Regions from separate parts of the Mus musculus genome. Here all the other regions are linked to region 1. The links are chromatin loops, found by intact Hi-C in ENCODE. Cell type or tissue: heart. All regions are shown on one strand.

Region 1 (8,000 bases):
TGTTTTCTATCCTCTACATGCCCTCTTCTGACCCCATTTGCTTTTATAAGCCCTGGGTCCTCTGAGCAGCTGCCTTCCTGTCTGGTTTCTCTGAGGCAGACGCCAGTGGCTGGAGAAGGGACATCTATCTTTCTTAGCACTATTGGTCCCAGGGGATATGATTTGCCTGATAGATGTGGGGTTTTTGCTACAGCCACTCCGGGTACAGTAAAGGATTGTCAAAAGTCTCAGTATTTGCAGCATTTTAGAAAAATTGCACCTGACCTTTAGGACGTAAAAGTTTTAGACCAGGGACATAACTTGAGTAAAGTGTTTAACACAAAGGCATGAGGACATGTGTTTAAGCCCAGCATCCTCTTAAAAAGAAGGGCACAGTGACATACATGAGTGATCCCCGTGCTAGAGAAGCAGAACAGGTGAATCCCCAGAACTTGCTGCAGGTAGTCTAGCCTAGTGGGCATTCCAAGTCTCATTGACCCCCGTGTCAAAAAACAAGGGGGCAACATATGAGGAACAATATGGGAGGTTAGTTGACCTCTGGCCTCCACTAACACGCATGCATGTATACATTAACACCACCATAGGCAGGAGATAGAGAGATGCAGAGACAGATGTGTCTTGACTCCCAGTTCTTCCCCATGGCCTGCTTTGTGGGGAAGAAATGGGAGTCAAGGTTTTGGGGTCTCTGACAGTGGGCTGTGTACCACTACAGTTAGTGTCACCCTGTGGATACCAGATGGCGCTTCAGTGGTAGCTGAAGCCATATTCTTTACCATCTGCTTTTTTGTAGTCAAGACTTACTATATCTGTCAAGGGAAGGCATCTGTTTCCCTTCTCTGAAGAAGACTTTAAGATTCACCCGTAAGTGTGGTCAGACTGACTGCTTCATTAGTCTTCTCATTGTAACCGAATACTTGACTTAAAAATCCTTAAGGGATGAAGTGTCCTTTCTGGCTCATGGTTGGAGGATACAGTCCACCTTGGCAGGGAAGACAGAAGCATCTCTCTGAAGTGGTAGCTAAGGCTGTTCACTTATATTTGGGCAGATTGGGAAACTGAGCACAAGAAACAATGTGGACCTATAAATGTCATGTGACCCATTCCCTCCAGCTCCGTTCTACTTTCTAAAGGTTCCATAGCCTTCCAAAACGGCAGCGCCTCCTAGAAACCAAGTGTTCAAACACGAGTCCTTGGGAGTCATGAACATCCAAAGTATGCAGACGACATTATCCATTCTCAAGGCTGGATCAGGAGACGCCGTTTGCTTTGGTCTGCTTCTCTTGGGATACAGGATGAAATTCTCAGTACCTGGGGACTGGGGTGTGATGTGTCAGTCCTTCAGTTCAGCTCCAGTCAGGCTGCCGGCAGCAGGTGGCCATCTTGATAATGCCTAGTGCAGCACTATAGGCTCTATAGAAGGAGAGTGGCTAAGCAAGAGCTCTTCAGCAGGACCCACAAAATTTCCTGAGCCACAAAGTCATGAGCAAAATCAAAAATTTTAGGTTGATTTATAGAGTCATGGTGATCAGGATATTCTTGAAGGTTTAGCTATCACGAGCAGCTTATGTGGTGTAAAAATATCTTTTAGACAAACTTTATTGCATTTCATCTCATCTAAAATGCTTTTAAAATACCTGGAGGCAAGGATCAGGCTGTGACACAGTCAAAGAATATACTAAAAACTGGTGAAAACACACACTGGAGACTGGAGTGTGGTGGTAAGTGGAAAAAATACTATGTGTTCTATGCAGTTCACAAATCCTCCTCCCCTCCCCTCCCCTCCCCTCCCCTCCCCTCCCCTCCCCTCCCCTCCCCTCCCCTCCCCTTCCCTTCCCTTCCCATTCTTTTATTTATTTCTTCTCTTCTGTTTCCTTTTCCCTCTTTTTCTTTCTCTTTTCCTTTCTCATATAGAGCCCAGGCTAGCCTTCATTTGTTTGAACTCTAGCTTCTATTGGCTAAAAGCTGGGACTATAGGTGTGCACAACCACACAATGTTTATCTAGCACTGGGAATGGGACCTGGGGCCTCGTGCCTGCCAGGCAAGCATCTACCAACCAAGCTTCTTCCCCACCTCCATGTGTATTCTTTCAATTTAATTTCCATTCCAGATCTGTGAGATACGTTCACCTCACAAAAAGGAAACTGAGGCTCAGCGATATTAAGAAAAGCACTTTCTGTGCACCACACAGCCAGGGCTGGATTGAAACCCCAGGGTTGTCAATCAAGAAAATTAAGTCATCAAGTTTCTTGAAGTCAAGAATTCAGGTCCCTTAAGGGATTACTGGCGTCAGAGCTGGAGCCTGGGACCTGGAGAATGGTTTAAAATCCACACCCCCAGGTCCTATCCATACTGTTTATGGATACCATAACATACATCTGGCTAACAAGCCTCCAGAAGTTCTCACCCATCTCCAGCTGTGGCCTCTGATTTAGTTCCAAGCTGCCCCATTGCACCTGTGTACACTGCAGCCCCACAAAGGGCAGTGCTTTACTAAGTGGCATAGAGCAGCTTCATGGGAGGATCGTGCCACGGAGCAGTTCTCTGGTGCCCAGGGAAGTGCTCTTCAGATCCTTGCTTTGGAGAAAGTACACAGGGCCATAGCAGTTTTGCAGACCAGGTTCTTGACACACTTGGGATCCCATTCTACAATAGACACATTCTGGGCACAGGTTGGTGAGGGTTTGGCTGGTCTCTATGACAATTACTACCCTGGCAAATGTTTTCCAGGTGACTCTTTCATTTCAGGTGGAGGTGCTATTGTCACAGGGCTAAACAGATCTGTCAAAGACAGCTCTATTTATTTTTTATTTTTGAATTCCTAAGTACACAAATTCTTGGCATTTAAAACCCCACCGACAGTTAGATGTGAGGATGCAGAGAAGAGAGAATAGAAGGAAGGGCAGGAAGGCATATAGAAACAGGCATGGAGGATTATGGGTTCTTATAGATGCACATTAGAATTCACTGGGACGCTGGTCTGTTTGATGGTATTACTGTGAAGCTGCTCAGAGTGTATGTTAAGTTTGGCAGTATCAGGGCTTCCTAGTGGGGCCAGCTCTCCTAGGAGGCTCTCAGTCCACAGTCCTTGTATACTCACTGCTGAAAACGTGCATGAACGTGCAGACAGACTAAGGTCATATGACACCCAAGTTTAGGATACATAGTGAGGTTCCAAGGTGGACAGTTCTGCTAGAACCTCGCTCTTGGATGACTGTCCCTTTTTTGCCTAAAACAAGGAGAATTTCTGGATCCAGGACTAAAATAGGGGTGACTATGGGAAGACCCAAGTTTCTAGATCCTTTTGGCTCAGGATCAAAATTTCTCAGCCAGGCAGTGGAAGACTGGAACTTCTTGATGTTCCAGCTTCCAACAATTCATGCTTGAAACCATTCTGAATGAAATTTAGGTGGAGGCAGGGCTGGAAATGCTGGGCAAAGGCCGTTGGCTGAAGTCTGATTCATAATATTGCCTGTCTCCCAACCCCCATCACTTTTTTATTTAAGGCTTGCTTTTGGTTGTCCAACTAATGAAGAGCTAGCCCAGGCTGGGGATGTGCTAGATTACCATGGCAGGAGTAGTTCTCAGAGGGTAAAAAGACGAAGAGGGAAGATGCCTAGAGCTAGCCCATTAGCAGACTGAAAACATCCCGTCGCCTCACCTCATCCTTCCACTGCCCCCTAGTGGAGGTGAAGCAGCATCATGACCTCATCTGGACAATGGGAGGGAGGGCGGGGAAACATCCTGTCCCCTCGTTAGGTCCAGGGAACCTGCTGAGTCCACTCCTGTTTCAGATCTTTGTTCTCAGACACTGTGCTCACAGCCTGGCCGGGCCCTGGCCCCAAGTGAGCCGCTGTGTGATACTTGAGCTTTCAGCTCACGTTGGGAGCCTGGGTTCTTAGAGTCTTTGCAAAGCTGTTTCCTGGCTGTCTCCTTAGCCAGGGAATGAGTCCTTACTGCCATGGGTGACAGGATGCTAGAGTCTCTGTTGCTTTGTCTTTCTCTGGTTGGAACTGGCTGAGGCTCATCATCAGAGGCTCCTTGTTTCTCCCCTTCCCAGAAGTCGGGAAGACTCTTCTGGGGGCATGCAAACTATGGCTTCCCCTGGGAAGCCCTTTCCACGGCCCCTGAGTGCTCAGCTGTCATGTCCTTTTTCTCTGTTTTGTTTCAGTTTTACAGAATTTTTGGATCCATTCCAGAGAGTCATCCAGCCGGAAGAGATCTGGCTCTATAAAAATCCTTTGGTGCAGTCAGACAACATACCTACCCGCCTCATGTTTGTAAGTACCACGATTTGGTGGCCAGTGTGTCCACTAGCCCACCTACACACCAAATGGGCTTTGACCTTTGCTGTGCTAGGCTGAAGACAGTAGGCAACTTTAGAAAAAGAGGAAGGTAGCGCATCCAATTGAAACTCGCTTCCAGAGCATGACAGGCACCGATTGCTCACTTGAGAGACTGTGACTGTCCAACACTTCAGAAACAGAGCGGATTTGCCTACCTGACTTAAGTTGAATGTTTCCGCATAGTGACAGTGTAGTAAAGTCAGACTGGAAGCTAGTGACAAGAATTTACCGTCCCTTCTCCTTTCAGGATAAGCCTGAAAATTTCCAACTTGGGCAATACAGAGAGCTCTGCTAACCACTTGTCTGGTGATAAGATGACCCTTTGGTAGGCTGAGGTATGACTCATTAGGTAAAATGTTTTCCACCCAAGTGTAGAACTGGAGATCAAATCCCCTGTATCTATGTAAATGCTGAGTGGGTTTGATGACCAGTCTGTAATCCCAGCACGTGAAAGGCGAGTCTCAGCAAGTGTGCTTGCTAGACTAGCCAAATCACTATGTATGCGATAAGTTCAAGTGTGAGACCTTGACTCAATATGTAGGGTGGAGCACCATTGAAGAAGGCATTTGATTTCAACTAGTGACCTCTATACATGCTACATACACATGCCAAAAGGAATATATACATTTACACCATATACCCGGACATATACAAACAAACAAAGGACAGCCTACCCCATATCAAACACTAGATGTTATCTGCATCTCCTAGAACAAATGAGGAAACACCTAATCAAGTGACAGAGTGGGGTTACTCTTCCCTCCTCTTACCACACGGCAATTATAGCCTTTCCCTTTCCCTCCCTGTGTGCCAGTGCATATTAGAGACTACATTATATGGTCCTAGACTATGTCAGAGAGGAAGGGGTCATTACTATTCACGGCTTTCAGGGTCAGAAGTTCATCCCAGAGAGATGAAGGAATGACCCTGATGCCACAGTTAGTGGGTGACAGTGTATGATCTGGGTAACCAACTATGGAGCTCAACTGTCCTCCTTGAGACTTTCCTGGATGTTTGAGTCGGGAACTCCTTACTAGTGCTGTTATTCTTGGAGCATTGCCAGTGAGCAGCTCTGTAGCAGAGGAAGCCGTCACGTGCTGCCCCTTCACTAGGAACAATAACAAAACTTTCCTATGGGCTGCCTAGTGGATGGGAGGTGATTCCTTTTTGACCCACCATGACTGTTCCAGAACATTCACGACACACATTGGACTATTTGAAAGAAATGGTGTTATTTCACGGAGTAAAGTGTTTTAAGTAATGACAGTTGGAAAGATACCCATATCTGCAAATGAAGATGGCTGCTAACCTGCATGGACAGTCAGGTGTTAAGAAAATGGCTGCTACTTTGTGTGCACAGTCAGGTGTTATGAAAATGGATGCTACCCTGTGTGGACAGTGAGGTGTTATTATAGTTGCTTTCATAATTACTTTTCAGCTTGGAAAAAGAAAATAGGTTTCTGTAAATCTTAGAGAAAGTGAAATATTAAGGTCGGTTGGCAGTAGGGCATAACAAATACTCACGTATTACAATAAGATTCGTTTCCAATTCTATTCTAACTCAATAAATCCTAGATATGAACGAACTGGTATGTGGCTAATGTCTTCACAGCACAATTAGGGGAAAGCGTCTGTTTATCACTCAGACCCGTTCTTCCCAGGGCTTCACATTTCATGTGCAGTAAAAGGCAATTTGGAGATGAATGCTCATACAGGACACCAAGAGGAATTTGCAGCTCCGGCCTGGATTTATGAACAATGGATTGTTTTGAAGACTAAATGCAGACACCACAAGTGTTCTAGCTACAGACACAAGTGGGCTGAAACAATTTGCATATTGCCAGTGGTTGGAATGAGATGCAAAAAGGGCATCCAGCACCACACTTTCTGGAAGCTAGAAGTCGATTTGACTTCCTGGACTGGCTCACTCTCTAATCTTAAAATAAAACAAGCTCAACCTTTTCCTTAGTTAATAGTGGGTGATGAAGGACACTCTATCAGCTACAAATCCAGTGCAGCCCACAAGAGCAACAGGAGAGCAGAAACATCATTTAAAATACCCAAAACGCAAAGGTGGAAAATACTTTGTCATCCCATAATTAGATTTATTCTCCTAGACTTTATGAAGAGCTTAATAATATCTATTGTTTGTCAGCTTTGGGCCCTCAGATTTCCCAGTGTCTTCAGGAGAATTTTGACTAGAGAACATAGTCTCACTGATATCTAATCTAGGCCAGTCCCCTTGGAAGCTCAAATTCTACTCATTTGTTTAGTGTGTGTGTGTGTGTGTGTGTGTGTGTGTGTGTGTGTGTGTGTGTGTATGTGTGTGTGTGTGTATGCACACATGCACACATGCCGTGGCATGCTTGCCACAGTCAGAAAGCAACTTGGGAGCATTGCTTGGTTCTTTCCCTTATTCTATGTAGATTCCTGTGATGAAACTCAGGTAGTAGAGATTTGCATAGTGTGCCTCTATTGGCTTATCCACCTCACTGGCCTAAATTTTCTTCCGTATGGAAAATCTTGGGTCTTTTCGTAGGTTGGAATGTTCTTATCTGAAGGTGAATTTTCCTACTTTCTAACTGAAATGCTTTCTTAGGGAGCCTTGACCCAGGTGCTTCCTTATCCAGTAATTCATGGCCCCAAGTCATAAGTCATGAGTATGCATGCACGAGCTCGCATGTATGAGCATGCATGTATGAGCACACATGTATGAGCACACATGCATGTGTGTTTGTGTGTATCAAAACTCTTGGTCAAATGTAACCAGAAAAATAATATAGGTTTGGTGATTGAGTCAAGTGCAGTCAGAGTAGAATAAATAGTAATGACATCCTCAGAAAAGCCCCAACTCACACTTGACCTGCCTGTGACTCCTTCAGTGCAGGAGACAGGTTGGGTATGGTGGACTGTCCAACGCCAAGAGCTTCTTTTTTGCCAGGATGGATCTGTGTTCTTGTTGACCAGAAAGACAAGGATTCTTTTCAGAAGCACCGAGTCTTGACTTAGCATTTCCCCATTATTCACAAGCAGCCAGCCCATTGCCAGAGGCTGTGTTGTTATTCAAAGGAGGTCACCATCTCTTGCTGAGTGTGTATGTGGGATTATCAGAGCATGGCTAAACACCTGCTCTTGGTGTAGCTTTGTCAGCTGGTTATGGATGCTGCTCAGTGTACCCCCCATTAATGTTGTGTTGTGTATTCAGGGCATACTTCCAAAGAACATGTTGTAGCTAGGGAGACAATAAAGGCTGTGGAGACTAGGAAGTCAGGTCAGGTATGCAACATATCTGCAGAGACCCTGCGTATATACTCTGATATAAAATAGGGTCTGGAAAGGTCAGAGAGGAGATTCAGGTACACTTCTATGTTTTGTTTTGTTTTTTTTAAATCATCTTTACCATTGTCTTAGAGTTTTATTGCTGTGAAAAGACACCATGACCAAGACAACTCTTATAAAGGAAAACATTTGCTTGGAGCTGGCTTACCATTTCAGAGATATGTTCCACTATTATCATGGCAGAAAGCATGGTGTATGCAAGCAGACAGGGTGCTGAAGGAGTTGAGAGTTCTGCATCTTTATCCAAAGGCAGCAGGAGACTGTGTGCCACACTGGCCAGACTTCAACATATATGATATCTCAAAGCCCACCTCCAC
Region 2 (8,000 bases), 450 kb before region 1:
TTTGGCTGTATAAATAATTTTGAAATATGTAAGCTGTTCTGAAAACCATAGTATAGTGTAAAAACATCAAATAAACAATCCTAGAAAGGCTGAGATAGGAGAAGCATGATTTCAAGACCATTATGCGGCACATAGCAAGACCCTGTCACTTACAAACAAGCAGAAAGTGTATATGGATTGTACAATATTGAACCTATTTCTCCCACTACCAAATTAGAGAACACACTGATGACAGCCAGCAAATTTCTAATTCCTCATATTTTGAATTTCAATTCATTAGGATATGTTGGTAATATTAATTTTCATACTGAGATATTAAGGAAAAGTGATTGTTACTTCCTGTTAATTTTCTTGTTAGAGGTGGAATTATGTTTGTGTGGGTTTGTTGAAAGATTACTTTCCTTGCTTCTTCTAGGGTGTAGTTTCACTCCTTGTGTTGGTGTTTTCCATCTATTATCCTTTGTAGGGCTGGATTTGTGGAAAGATATTGTGTAAAATTAGTTTTGTCATAGCATCTCTTGTTTTCTCCATCTATGGTGATTGAGAGTTTTGCTGGGTATAGTAGCCTGGGCTGGCATTTGTGTTCTCCTAGGGTCTGTATAACATCTGCCCAGGATTCTCTAGCTTTCATAGTCTCTGCTGAGAAGTCTGGTGTAATTCTGTTAGGTCTGCCTTTATATGTTACTTGACCTTTTTCCCTTACTGCTTTTAAAATTCTTTCTTTGTTTAGTGCATTTGGTGTTTTGATTATTATGTGATGGGAGGAATTTCTTTTCTGGTTGAGTCTATTTGGAGTTCTGTAGGCTTCTTGTATATTCATGGGCATCTCTTTCTTTAGGTTAGGGAAGTTTTCTTTTATAATTTTGTTGAAGATATTTACTGGCCCTTTAAGATGGGAATCGTCACTCTCTTTTATATCTATTATCCTTAGGTTTGGTCTTCTCACTGTGTCCTGGATTTCCTGGATGTTTTGGGTTAGGAGCTTGTTTGCTTTTTGCGTTTTCTTTCATTGTTGTGTCAATGTCTTCTATGGTATCTTCTGCACCTGAGATTCTCTCTTCTATCTTTTGTATTTTGTTGGTGATGTTTGCATCTATGACTCCTGCTCTCTTTCCTAGGTTTTCTAACTCCAGGGTTGTCTCCCTTTGTGGTTTCTTTATTGTTTCTAGTTCCATTTTTAGATCCTGGATGGTTTTGTTCCTTTTCTTCGTCTGTTTGATTGTGTTTTTCTGTAACTCTTTAAGGGATTTTTGTGTTTCTTTTTTAAGGGCTTCTATCTGTTTACCTGTGTTCTCCTGTATTTCTTTAAGAGAGTTATTTATATCCTTCTTAAAGTCCTCTATCATCATCATGAGAAGTGATTTTAGATCTGAATCTTGCTTTTCCAGTGTGATGGTGTATCCAGGACTTGCTATGGTGGGGGAATTGGGTTCTGATAATGCCAGGTAACCTTGGTTTCTGTTGCTTATGTTCATACACTTGCCTCCCACCATCTGGTTATCTCTAGCGCTACCTGCCCTGGCTAGGTCTGACTGGAGCCTGTCCTTCCTGTGATCCTGGTTGTGTCAGAACTCCTCTGAGTTAAGCTGTCTCTGTGATCCTGTGATTCTGGGATCCTGTGATCATGAGATCCTGGGTGTGTCCGAGCTCCTGGGAGTCAAGCTGCCTTTGGGATCTTGAGATCCTGATGTGACCAAGCTCCTGTGATCCTGTGATCCTGGGCGTGTTAAAGTACCTGGGAGTGAAGCTGCCTCTGGGTGTTGTGGGGCTGGCTGCTGAGTTTGTGCCCAAGGTCTAGACGCTCAGGGCGCCAGCCCAGAAAGCAAGTCTTGTAATTTTTGTGTGTGTCCATGTAGTATGTGGTATGTAGTAGCACACACACATAGATCCATATATCCATATATCCATATATTTATACATCCATATATATCCATATATTATATATATCAGTCCATATAATTTATATTTATTTAATGTGTATGGGTGTTTTGCCCACATGTTTGTCTGTACACCACATGCATGTCTGTTGCCCATGAAGGTCAGAAGAGGACATCAGATCTCCTGGAACTGGAGTTACAGATGTCATAAGCCACCATGTAGGGGTTGAGCCATTTCCCCAGTCACCAAATAGTCTTACAATTAAATGGAATTTGAACTATTTGTTATAAATCTTGCCACAGAGAATATTATATACATAGATATACTGGGGATTTCTATTAGACATTCAAAAAACAAATACTTCTAATTTCATGTGAATGATTCCAGAATATTTAAAAAGAGGAAAAAATCCTCCACTCATTTTGAGATATGCATGTGTATTTATGTTTATGTACGTATGTGTTATATGTATGTGTGTTTGCATGTGTGCGCATGTGCACATCAGAGAACAGATCTGTGAGGCAGTTCTTACCTTTTTTACCCAGGTCCTGGCAATCAAACTGAGGTCATTAGACTTATGAAGATTTACCCACTGAGCCAGTTCTCTGCCCCTGGCCACAACCAATTTTATATCTGCAGATTCCATTTTCAAATGAATGTAAGTTCCTGTCTACTAGAATCTTCAGGGCATGGCTCAGCACCTAGCACAGGGTTACCAAGAAGTCCAGGCTAGCCCTTTCCCGTGTCTCAGTGCTCCGTTTCCATATTTTTTTCTAATAAATTCTGAATGTTGCTGAGGAAGTGTACCAGGAAACACAGTGGTAGAATTTTGTTTTTCTGCCTGAAAATGACAACTGAGGCTGAGAGATTAGTGATCAAATGGCAGACCTGCTTCGCCTGGAGCTTGTGTATCCCTGGGCTTTTAAATTTAAATTTTTATTTTCTGAGAATTTCATACATGAGTACTGTATTTACATCGTAGGCTGTATTTACATCATTTCCACCCTTTTTTCTGCCCCTCCAACCCCTCCCACTTCTCCTCCCTAACACTCGAAGCTCTTCTTATAGAATTATTATTGTTAGACACACACACACACACACACACACACACACACTACTGAATCTGTTTAATATTTAGGGCTGACCTCTTGAATTTAGAGATGCTACCAGGGAGCTGGTACCTGAAGAAAAACGATTCTCCTTTTCTCAGAAGCCATTAGTTGTCGTTGTCCTTCATTTAGAGGTAGGGCCATCCACATCGGCATGGCTGATGTGGTCTTATGTAGGTCTTGTTTAGGCATGCACACTGCTGAGATCTCATGGGGGTAGCATCCCTGTCGTGTCTAGAGGATACTATCTCACAGCAGGCACCCTGGTTGTCTGACTCTTACAACCATTATATGACATTTCTTGTTATTTTCTCCGAGCCTGAGATACAGGGGTTGCATTGTAGATGTACCATTTGGAATTGGGCACCCCATGGCCACTTAGTCTCTGCAATTTGACCAGTTCTGGATCTCTGTAATGGCCTCTGTCAGGTACAAGAAAAGATTCTTTGATGAGGGATGAGAGCTGCATTTATCTGTAATACCTCTCCCCATTATTTCTCTTTGGAATTAGCAAATGCCTTGCAGTGAGAATATTTTAATTTTGGAAGAGTATCTTTTTGAAGTGAGATGTAGTGAGTAAGGTCTTGAAATTCAAGGGACACAACAAATAGGAGGATTATTTGAATCAGTAAGGATTGATACAGCAAATTTTAATAGTCTCTGTCTCAAGCAGTCCCACCCCAAACTTGGCAGAAATTGTTTTAATCAAATCATGGCTGAGTGCAGGAGACCAATTCACAAGCTTCCAGCAGATGGCGCTAGAGCACGCACTGTAATCAAGGAGGTCTATGGGTCCACAGGAAGCGCTCAAGGCACTGCTAGACACTAAGGAGACCACAGCAGGTGCCTTTTGTGGGTGTCAGGTGAACCCAACAACACTCCCCCTCCTCCCTTCCCCTCTCAGGCCACCACCACTGAGTCTCTAGTGGAACAGGTTATCATTTCAGAGTGACTTTGAGAAGTTGGGGGACAACTCTTGCTGGAGGATACCATGGGTGGAATCAGTTGTCGAATTTGCATTTTTGGCAACTAAATGGTCTTGATAAGATGCAAAACCTTGGGAGGCAGAGGCAGGAGAGTGAGTCCAAGGCCAACCTGGGCTTCAATTTGGAACTTTGGCTCTGCTGCATACTGTCCCAGCCGTGTTGCTTCAGGACACAAGTGAGACCTGTCCCTTTTGGAAGTCCTCCAGCCTTGTGGCCTCGAATGACATGTAGCTCCTGCTCACTGGGAAGTCTTCCATTTATTAACAGCTCCCTTGGGATTTAGGGAAGAGAAAGTAAAGGGAGCCCAAAATCCCAGTGCAGCATCTGGCAGGAGAAAGGCTGGCAGAATCAAGATCAGAGTAAATGGACTAATCACACAGAGGGATTTCCATTTGTCCCGATGCCAGCACTGATGTCACAGTCACCGCCCCAGGCACAGTCACCGCCCCAGGCTTACAGCAGATTCATACTCTCCTGGACTGAGAAGCAATCTGAAGGCTTGGTTCCCCCAAGCCTCTGCCCAGATGGCACACATTTATTCCAAGGAGTGTATTAGTCAGCTTCCCATCACAATAAAATACCCGAGGGAGTTAATTTATGAAGAAAACTCTTCTGTTTTGGCTCCTGATTCTGGTCCAAAGTTGAATATGTTGCTTCTCTGAGGAGAAGCTCAGAATCACCTGAGGTGGAGCACACTGTTCATCCAGTAAGACACACCTCTAAGGACTTAAGGACCTCTCAGATGGTCCAGGTACCACAGTAAGACACACCTCTAAGGACTTAAGGACCTCTCAGATGGTCCAGGTACCACACAATAAGCCTTTAAATCCTGGAGCTTTGGGGAAAGCTACCCACATTCTGGAGATAGTTGTAAAGGACATCTTACTCTCCCCGGGAGTGACAGAGAATTTGCCCCAAAGCGTCCCAAGTGAGAGATGCTAAGGGTGGGGCATTTTCCAAGTGGGGCAGAGAATCTTAGCACGTAGTCGAGGCAGACAGTTAACCATAGGTGAGTGCCCTGGGAGGGTCTGAACGGGACAAGCCACATGGGACAAGCCACAGAGGCCAGCCTCCCTGTCTGCCCTGGAACTGATCTGTACACATTGTCTTCATGTTCTTTCAGTGTCGTGGTGATAGTTCCGTGGAAAGTGACCAACTACTGGATGAACAGGAGCTAGCCTGAGCATGACCAGGTCACTTTATAAACGTGTGTTTCCTTCCTTCCTTCCTTCCTTCCTTCCTTCCTTCCTTCCTTCCTTCCTTCCTTCCTTCCTTCCTTCCCCCCCCCCTCTTTCTTTCTTTATTGTATATAAGTACAGCATTGCTGTCTTCAGACACACCAGAAGAGGGCATCAGATTCCATTACAGATGGTTGTGAGCCACCATGTGGTTGCTGGGAATTGAACTCAGGACCTCTAGAAGAGCAGTCGGTGCTCTTAACTGCAGAGTCATCTCTCCAACCCACACATTTTTTTAAAATGTATTTTTAAATTTATTGTTTGAGAATTCCAGTCACAAATTTTGACCATATCGACCCTCTTCTCTAACTCCCCCAGTCTCCTCAAACACATTCCCCTGCCCCCAGCTTCAAAGGTACCTCTGTTTTCTTATCACTAAGATAGCTGGGACTGCAGTGTGACGTCTGTACCTGGTCCTACTTCATTCCTCCTGCCTTGCTGCTCTCTCTCTGTGGACCTCTCTCAGTCTGGAAAGCCTCGTCTGGAACAGGAGAGACTCACTGGGGTTGAGTGGGGAGCGCTTTGGGACCTTACAGAAACCGTGACTCTGAAGTCTGCTTCTTGGGTTTGGGTGGGTGAGACACACACAGATGAGAAGCTACAGAAGGTTCTAGCGAACAGAACTGGTCCCACCTGGGGAAACGATGCTAGACAAACCAGCAGTAGCTGGTAAGAAAATTGTACTGAGGGCTAGAGTCTTAGGAAGCCACGGGATGCTAATGACTTCATTCAGTTCTGTTGCTGCCTGCAAATATATGATGTGAATTTTAATTGTAAACTTCTCACATTGCAATATCCATGGATGCGGTGTAAACCCAAGGGAGACAAGAGAGTTTAAGAGATTTGTTCGGTCAGAATGGATATGATCCCAAGTCTCAAGTGGGCCAGAAAACTTAAGTTCATTCATGTGGAGTAAGCATGGTCTTTGTAAAACATCCCTGACCTGGTTTCCCATTGTAAATGGCTTGTTCTCTCTCTCTTTTTCTGAGAGAGAGAGAGAGAGAGAGAGAGAGAGAGAGAGAGAGAGAGAGAGAGAGAGAGAGAGAGAGGGAGAGAGAGTGTGTGTATGTGTAGATGTATGTGTATGGCACTGAATTTATCCATCTGTCCATTGATGGACATTTGGCTATTTCTGCTTTTTGACTAATGATGACACAGAGGACCATGTGGCAACTTTTAGGATGGTTGTATAATCTTTGCAACAGTCCTTGCACAGCATGCAGTGAAGCACAGTGATGATTCCAGCAGGTCTACGGGAGTAGGAAGAGAAGAAAGTCATGCTAATTGGCAAGCTCAGGATGGCTTTGCTTTGTCACTCCTTTACTGACCTTGGTTCTCATGATTAACTAGACAAAATTTAATGCACAGTAACTGGTGATATTTGCCAGCTCTACCTTGATGCGGTTACCACTGCCAACCCCCAGCAGAACCATGGCATTTTCTTTCATGTGTAGACCTGCCTTTTATGAAGCATTTGTCTTTATTTTGATAGATTCTTGTTCGTGTCAACTTTCCTCAAGCAATCTACATTGAATTTCTACAAATAAACCACATTTCCTATCACTTAGGGAGATAGAGAGTCAAAGACAGAGGAAGCCCTTAGGCTCCAGTTTCAATTTCTCCAGCAGCAATCTTTTCTCAGTGGTGGCACATTCTAAGACTGTCCTACAGAGACCCTTTTTCTTGATGAAAAATAGGAGCTGACCTATTTTCCCCTATTAAATTTTGACATGTTCTTTTCATTAAGTTAAAATACCTGCACTCAGTGCTTTGATATGCTCTCTCTCTCTATTTTCTGATTCAATAGAAAAATGTGCTATGGTGAGAAACAGTCCAGCAGACTGCGCATGCGGAGTCTCAGAGGTAGGTTGTTTTGTGCCAATAGATGTCATTCGGTTTTAGTGAAGTTCTCACTTTGCATTTGTTAGAATGTTGCTCTAGTTTTTGGAGACAAACTTATTAGGAAGCTGAGGTGGGGGTTAAAGAGTCATTCGCCCCTAGAGGGAGTTCCCTGAATCCTCCCTCATCCTCAGAGTCCTGGTGATTGATTGAGGTTTGCACTGTCAGGGAATCCTTCCTGATGAGCATTGCAGGAGCGGGTGGAGGGGGCACAAACCCTAGGGCGATTTTCTTTGCTGCTGGTGATTTAGTTTGCTATCAAGCCGTTCCTACTGTGGCTTTAGACATATTGCCGTATGTCAGATTCCAGATGAGAAGTCAGACAGGACGGTTTTTGCTTTTCTCCTAGCCTCAGGTTCCCATTTCTGGTTTTGTGATAGATGGCAACAGAATAATGACAGAAACAGGTACCTTGGAGTAAAAAAAATGTTGAGTGGGGGATGCAGTGAGATAGGGTCACTTGTTTTGGATCAAAACTTCCTGTTCTCTCTCATGGTTTCAATATGAAATGCCTTGTGTGTTTGAACACTTGATCCCATCTGGTGGCACTGTTTTGGGAGGTAATGAAAGGAGTGAGTAAACAGGGGTGGGCATAGGCCTTCAGACTGTAAGCTCCTTCCCACTTCCTGTCCTCTACTTCCTATAGTGAGGGGATGAGATGTGAGCAACCAGTCGCATCACACACCCAGCACTGTAGAACTGAACACTACTGTGCCTTCCCTGCCATGATAGGTGATAGTCCCTCAGATGTAAGCTAAAATAAACCTCTCTTTCTTTCTTTCTTTCTTTCTTTCTTTCTTTCTTTCTTTCTTTCTTTCTTTCTTTCTTTCTTTCTTTCATTCTCTCTCTCTCTCTCTCTCTCTCTCTCCCTTCCTTCCTTCCTTCCTTCC
Region 3 (8,000 bases), 71 kb before region 1:
GATACATAAAGGGACAGGACATCCAGGGAGAAGTGACATCTTAGTTAGTCAAGATTATTATATGATCATGACTATAAAACCCAACCAACTGAAGCTGACTCACCCTGCACATACATGGTGCTCATCGATTCCAGAATCGTTGAGAGCAAGCCAACCCCCGGAACCATCTAGCATCCTCCAGAGGGAAAGGGGGCGTTCTGAAGCAGATTCCCTTGGCTCCCAATCACCAGGCGCCTCCATGGAATGTGCACTTATTCCACCTGTGGATACACTTTCTTTCTTTTCAGTTCCAAGACCAGGAGCTCATGAGTACACCCACTTCATCTCCAGAGAGTCAGAAGTCTGTAGACAGGAAGAGGAAATGGCCTGTGGTCCACATCACCAACAGGAGACATTACTCTGGATCTGAGCTCTGACTCAGCCATGGCTCCAAGGAGAGAGCACTCACATCCATTCACACTGCACACTGTCCCATAAGTAAAGTAAATGTCACTTCCAGCAGGGTGTGGTGGCTCACACCTGTGATCCCAGCCCTTGAGAGGCTGAAGTAGCAGAATTGCAGAAACTCCAGTCTTCTTGTGCTACATAATGAGTTTAAGGCCAGCCTGGGTTGCATAGTGAGATCCAGGCCAGCCTGAGCTATAGAATAAGACTCTGACTCAAAAATCAAACAAAAAGAAGTCCCATCTGTTGTTCTCGTGATTGGGAACTAGATGTGAGCTCTCTACCAGTTCATGGCACAATGATCCATAGCTCTCTGAGGTTTTATAGGTGTTGAGTAATGGTTTATTTAATGTTTGTCTTCACTTTAGACTCTTGTACCCATTCATTCAAAAGACTGTCAAACTGAGTGCTGAGTTAGGTAAGATACTGGTAAGCATCCTTTGTTCAAAACCCATCTTTATATCTTATTAACAATGTGACCTTGTCTCTATTAGCCCCTTCATCTTAGCTTGGCGATGATGTACCACTGCAAAGAGCAGTTAGCATACAGCAAGTACAAAATCAACTCTATCTCTGGTGTCTTACTGACTAGGCATTGTAGAGAGGACTGGGGCTCTGGGAGAGAAGAAGGTGAACAAAAAGATAAATAAATAATCGCAGCTTCACAATGGCCACAGTGGGAGGCAAAACTGGGCTTGGAGAAGGGCAGGTCCTTGGATGCTGCAGGCAAGGAGGCTTCCTTGATCAACTTCAGAACCACATTGGTTTCCTAGTCAGTTGTGTGGAACAATTCAATGTCTTTTCCAGTACCCATCTGTAAGAGAAGCCAATTTAAAACCTAGAAATTTCTTTCATTTATCTAATCAAAACGATACTGTCGAGCTAATTGCACACCAGGACATAGGTTGGGGAAACACATAATTTAGATTTTTAGAAAGCCTGCATTAGTGGGGTGGAACTGAATGTCATCGCTGTTTTCCTGGTCATATTTACCAGATTGCAAAAGGCTTCCAAGGAAATTGCACTCCCCAGGAGGGTTGATGCATCTGCCTGTTTTTCTCATGAAATTGATAATACCAGTACGATCGTATTCATAAGACTTTCCAAACTTGAAAGATGAGGTTGCCGTGGTAACTGATGTAAACAGACAACTGGAATCACGGGATGAGCAGCTGCCTGGCACACTCCTCTCACCTGGGCTGACTCTGCATCCAGAAACTGCTGCCTTACTGGGATTACATAAAAACTAAAGTCTGCATTCCAACCCCAACACAGGTCCAGTCTGAAACTTGTCATCATGTTACAGTGGGACAGTTCACCTCCTTAGAATCCTTACAACAGCCATTCATCAGCAACATCTTAGACCTTGCCAGTGGGCCAAGAGACTTGCATGATGATAGAAGTAGTTCTCCAAGTGAGAACCTGAAAAGGAAGTTTCTAGAACCATGACAATTGAACAGCCAGATGAGAATGGGGCCCAGGGCCAGAGTAATGCCGTACATGGCTGGCAGATAGAAGGGAGCAGTGATCTGTTTGTTAGTCCCTCACAACCGTGTGATGGTAGGCTGGGCGTTTTCATAACTTGCTCAGTGGACTCTTAATGGGGGAGGATATCTTGGGATCTATCTTGCTTGGGATCTATCTATCCTGAACTCACAGCTTACTTAACTCACATGGTCAACTAAATGATGATGGTAGGAGCAGTAGCAACGGGTAGATGGAACAATAGATTTCAAGGCCACAGGCAAGTCACACATTCCTCTGCAAGCCTGCTTCATCTAAAGAATGGGAATCATGCTTGCAGAGTGATGTGGCTTGGTGTCCATGAGACTGCTCAGGAGGTGCAATTAGCAGGCTCCATGCTAATTAGCTATAGTGAGATATTCAGGGGAGTCCAGGGACACCCTAGATTGCGGCTCATATGGCTGATTGAAGAAAGAGGTCCTCGTCTGAAGTGTTGAATAAAACAAAGGGGGAAAGAATTTGTGGTCAAGATGCACTTTGGCTTTGGACATGGAGATAAAGTGTCTGTGGCTAACCCAAGTGGATGTCCAGGAGCTCCAGCAGCTAAGGCCAGAGAGATCAAGTACGTCTCTGAGACTGGACCCTGGCTTGAGATTTAGTCATTGTAACTAATCTTATCATTTGTGATGTTCCAAACCCTAGCTGGTTGCTTTCACTTAGAAGTGAATAGAGAATGGATGGATCTGGACCTGCTGTGGTGTGAGAGTGTATAACTAACACATGGCCAGGATGTAGCCAGGGCTGAAGTGAACCCTTGGTGGCACAGAACTATAGTCCCAGCTACTCAGGAGGAAGATACAGAAAGATCACAAATTCAAGGCCTGCCTGGGCTACAGATTGAAAAAATTCACCCTGGGCAAGTCAGTGAGACCCTGTCTTCAAAATTAGTGAGTAAGTGAGTAAATAAATAAATAAATAAATAAATAAATAAATAAATAAGCTAATATAGCTCTACCTGTCTAGCATGCATGAGGCCTTAGGTTCAGTCCTTATATACAGACATGCATAGACACACATACACACACACACACACACACACACACACACACACACACACGCCATGTTCCATGGGGCTAGCTGAGTAGTAGGTGGTATAGATTTATGCAGGATGGTGGAGGAAGGCCCTCTTGAAGAGGAAACATCCCAAATACAATCAGAAAGATGATGGACCCTGGGCAAGTCACACATCCTGGAACTTTGGGATTAGCACCTATGGGCAGTGCCTTTATTACAGACTGAATGCTTTGTCCCAGGGAAAGCTCAAATCTGCACAGAGGCATTACTGTGGACCAACACCTCAGGAACTCTCCCTGCTTTGACCTGGTGCACCTCAGCGTTCCCAAGGGGAGACATTTTCTTACTCCCCAGGAATTCTCTTAAAATAAGGGATCCTGTCCTGGAGGAAGAGTGGGTCTCATTCACACACTGTGGGGCCCCTATCCATTTCCCCAGGACTCAGGGCATGGCTGCTGAGGGGTGAGGGGTGAGGGGATGGACAATGGGGGATGGACAATGGGGGATGGACTGAAAGGCTGAGGCTTCGGCAGCACTGTGTGCCTTAGCCACTAGAGGGCTCATGGCTCACAGACTTCAAGTCTTAATAATAAATCTTTCACATTCACTCTAAACACTGTTGTGTTTGAATGGAGCCTGGTCCTGTAATGTTAAAAGTTGCTATTTAATTATGCACTATTATTAGACAATTACAAACCCTTCTATAATAGCTAAATATTAATTTTATAAATGTTTAAGTGTCTTGTTCATACAAAACTTTCACATACAGATAATAAATCAAATTGTTGACTTCACAACGTTGGGTAGATGTTTTGCCTCTGAAATTAAATTTCTCCATTAAAAAGTTTTCCTTTGTCACCAGCTTCTATTGGCTGCTGGGTTCAGGTTCTGGCCCCACAACCTGCTTGTTTCTGCCTTGACTTCTGTTGCCCCAGTCATGAAGCACGCAGTGTGTACACAGCACTCTGCTCAGTGAGACACTGTCTGACTCTTCAAGGTCCAGCCATAAGTAAGGAAAAAGATGGACCCACAATAGCAGGGGAGCTTGTCAAAGTGGATCGCTGAGCAGGGGAGTTCACACAGCTGTCTCTCAGGTTAATGAAGTGTATAGGCACGGCCATTTGGATTCAAGACCAGCCTTTCTCAGATAGAAAACAAACGCCACAGACACAGTGAGTCCTGCTGATACAAAGTCAGAAGGGGGGCATCAACCTCCCTCCCGTTGAGAACACTTTCTTATGACCCTTCTTCTGTGGTCTGCCACTCAAAGAACAGTCTGTGCTCATTGCCACATTGTATGGAGTTGACTCCAGCCTCCTGGCTCTGGGGACAGTTGGTTAACCTCACTGACAGTGGCTCATCCATCACTTGTAATGCCAGAATGACATGGGGACTTCAAGGTCCTCATGAGAGAAGGGGGCTTCTTTACAAGGCCGGCAGACAATACTGTCCTAATCCCCAGTGAAGTGGACTTTGGAAGTAGACATCATTAAAGCTACAGGATCCAATATCTGTTTATTTGTGTGTGTTCACACATGTGATCAGATGTATGTGCACATGCGTGTGGAGGCCGGGGATCAACACTGAGGGTCATCACCCAACGTTTTTGAGATCAGGTCTCTCACTGGGGCCCTGGGTTCACTGATTTTGTTAGGATGGCTTGCTAGCCACTGGGCTCCCCACTTCCCCAGCACTGGGAGTACAAGCATGTGTCCCCATGCTCAGCTTTTTACTTCTGTTCTGGGGATTGAACTTGAGTCCTCATGCTTGCATGACAACCCCGTTACTGTTGACCCAAAGCACTATGCACGATGTCTTTTTCTTCTTGAACACCTTACCAGCTGCTTCTGTTCTTCTGCACAGAGTCTTATCAGTCTTTCCTTTGTTGGAGGGAATCTGACTGGAGGGCCATCTCGACACTTCAGGGATCTTACAGCGAGGATAGTGGACGTTACAGGTTTTAACAGTAGGCGGGCTACTGGGGGAAAAAGTTGGGGCAGGCAGACAATTATTTTGAAGAAGACCTATTCTGTTACACTGTTGCCTGGCTACCCCACCAAGTTGGTGAGTCCCTTTTCTCTCTTAGCTTGCCAACCTCTGACTCATAAACAATTGGAAAACAGTTACATATTTATTAAATACTTAAACTACTTATCAGATGCTATGGCATGGATAACGGCAACAGTAAGAATTCTAGTGACAAGTGTTATCTTGCACACTGGCCACATTCCACGTGCTGCTGACATTCTGTATGTATCTTTTCCTTTAATTCCATCAGCACCATATATCTCAGGTCTGCCTCACTGCTGAACATATGTCAGTATGTACATACAAGTAGTAGTACACACAAGAAAACAGACTTCCTGAGAATAGATGGTTTGTCTGTGGTCACATAGTTCAGACAAACTCTCAAAAATCTTACTCAATACAAGGACATAGAATTTGTTTTACTGTGATGGATAATATCTTGGCCCCTTTTGTTCAGGGGTGGGTTTCTCATAGTCAGAGGCTTGTAAAGTACAATACGCTGGACCCCATAGAACAGCATCTGCTTCTGTAGATCATAGTGGCTCAGAACTGTCATCTCTAACAAAAGTGAAATCCCTGCTTCTCCAGAGGCCATGGGGTGAGAGCCACCATCCTAGACCCATAGTAGCTACTGACTGTGTGTTGAATGAAGACTTCAACCACAAGGATGTGTCTTATTTAGATCTAGTTTAAGTCTGCTCATGTGACTAGGGCTAAGTTGTTAGTGCTCACGGATACTATCTTCTCAGCATACCAGCAGCATGCCAGCTTATCTGGATGAGGCTCAAGTGTGAGAAGCAAACTGCCCTCTTGTTCTTAGACGTGCAAAGCAGTGACCCACCAGCACACGTTCTGCCTCACACAGGCCACAGTGGCTCCCAGATGTGACACTGGGCCACGCATGAAGCCAGGCAGCTGCTCACCTCACACTTCTTGATTCCAGTGACGCCAGGAGGAAAGCTTCTCTTATGTGTTTGTTTTCTTTCACACCCATGAAAACCACTGCTTCGTCTCCCCAGAGTCTCAGGATAGGATACTGTAGCTGAAATGTAAGAGAGGGCTGCTTTAAAGATGTGTTTTATTTTGCCATTAACACGCACCATTAACATGATAACAGGTTGGGAAGAGGTGGATATGATCAAAATATATTACATATATAAAGTGTTCAAAGAATAAGTAAAGCTATATTAGAAAAAATAGTCTCTTTATCAATGTTGTTATAAGATTAAGTGAATTAGTATTTACAAATCCATTAGAAGAGTATCTGGAACACAGAAAATGTTATATAGGTATTTATGAATAAATACATGGTTCATTGAAACGTGAAACACATTGTCTAAAAGCAACTAAAGGGCAGGGAGAATGTTCTGACTTCCTAAGGGTGCCCCTACCCTCCTGGTCCATGGCGGATGTTACAGTCTATTCGGCCACTGGTAGAGTTTTGTCTGTCTGTTTTTTAACAAGATGTGTAGATCATTTCAGCCTCAAGCTTACTATGTAGCTGAGAATGGCCTTAAGTTTCTGTTCCCTCTTGCCTCTACATCCCAAGTGCTGTAATTATAGGCTTGTACCCCTATACATGTTTTCCTTGTACAGAGGCTGGGGATCAAATGCTTTGTGTATTCCAAGCAAGTACTGTACCAAATGAACTACAGCCCCAGGCCATGGGGTTCAGGGTCAGCATCCAAGACCAAGATCCATTTCCCCTGCCTGCTCCAGCTACCATGATGTAGCCATAGAAAGGCAGTGGATGGACAGCTCTGGGCAGGCAGGCAGCCAGAGTAGAAGCAGGCATGGAAACTGGGGGCACTAGTCAAGGTACCAACACCAGGCTAGCCATTGCCTTCCTATTTTCATCCATTGACATCAACAGGAAAACAGTAGTCCTCTGTCGTCCTGAAGCTGTTCATGGGCAGGGACTGTCTAAGGATGTGGGGAATGGGGACTCTGAAGTGACAAAGCAGACACCATGGGTCACCAGAGACTCATGGAGGGTCACCAGGGAGGGGATAGGGAGCTGTGTATTCAGTTGCCATGTCTTTATTCCTAATGAACCAACCCTTCGACATAAGATCCTGCTGACCTGAAATGAACTTCGACTTAACCCCCACCATCTCATTCCACCAGGCCTCTCTTCTGTGACCATGAATCTTATTTAGTCCGGAGCGGCCCTAGAGCCTGTGTTCCCAGAGACGATGACTCAGGAGGACATCTGCATTTTTAATAAGTGCATTAGCGACCCTGAGCAGGGAGCTTGTGGAGCACACTTTGAGAAACCTTGTGTTCCTTCTTCCAGAATGGAGGTGACCTCCCTCTTTACTGAGGATCCTGTTTACTGCTCTTTATTGCTATGGAAGTCCCTTTGGAAAGGAAGAGTGGAAAATGCCACCGGCTGGATACAAATGACAACATCCCAAACAAGAATGAGTTCACAGGCAGGCGTGAGCTTTCCCCACCTGAACTTTCCTCCTCTGGGTATCATGAAAAGATGTCCAAATTGCTCTTAGCTGATCCTTATATGTGTCTAACGTTACACACACACACACACACACACACACACACACTCACACACACACACTCACACACACTTGCACTAACACACACACATGCACACACACACTCCAGGGAGCTAGAAACACAGCACAGCAGCTAAGAGCATTTGATGCTCTTCCAAAGGATCTGAGTTCAGTTCCCAGGATCTATGTTGGGTGGCTCACAGTCATTTAGAACTCCAGCTTCGAGGGATCTACACCCACTTCTAGCCTTCGAAAGCACCTGCATGGTATACATGTGCATAGATACACATGCACACACATAAAAACAGAGTGAATCTTTTTAAAAAGTCCATCCTGATATTTGCTCCTTTGCCACATTGTAAAAATAGGAAGCTGGAAGTACTCTGTTATTACAACCCAGTATTTGTCTAGCATCCCCTACCCCGAACTAATTACCTCCTGTGGGAAGTCTATTCTATGTGGCTTACGACTCAG

What was found. A loop is a pair of places that touch in the nucleus more often than their neighbours do. Peaks named below come from ENCODE experiments on the same cell type or tissue, not always from the same donor. Only the 100,000 strongest peaks of a DNase experiment are listed, where the experiment ranks them.
Region 2: it touches region 1 in a loop (18-fold over the local background); 9 of 42 quality-filtered maps call a loop at or near these places.
Region 3: a loop joins it to region 1, with 8 times the contacts of the local background. A loop is called at or near these places in 4 of 42 quality-filtered maps.

What each region holds. Positions count from the first base shown.
Region 1 is chr7:129,303,455-129,311,454 of GRCm38, forward strand. It overlaps Plpp4 (phospholipid phosphatase 4), which reads left to right. Exons shown (of 7, transcript NM_001080963.1): 2 at 4,170-4,278. Among named protein-coding and RNA genes, the nearest start is that of Plpp4, 50 kb to the left of the region's middle. In heart, a CTCF peak has its summit at 3,676 (motif pointing left); no DNase peak of the experiment used is centred here; H3K4me3 peaks cover 257 bases; H3K27ac peaks cover 352 bases.
Region 2 is chr7:128,856,571-128,864,570 of GRCm38, forward strand. It overlaps Gm32884 (a long non-coding RNA gene), which reads left to right. Exons shown (of 6, transcript XR_869964.2): 2 at 5,097-5,166; 3 at 7,019-7,074. Among named protein-coding and RNA genes, the nearest start is that of Gm32884, 4.2 kb to the left of the region's middle. In heart, a CTCF peak has its summit at 3,731 (motif pointing right); no DNase peak of the experiment used is centred here.
Region 3 is chr7:129,232,112-129,240,111 of GRCm38, forward strand. No RefSeq gene overlaps it. Among named protein-coding and RNA genes, the nearest start is that of Plpp4, 21 kb to the right of the region's middle. In heart, a CTCF peak has its summit at 3,538 (motif pointing right); no DNase peak of the experiment used is centred here.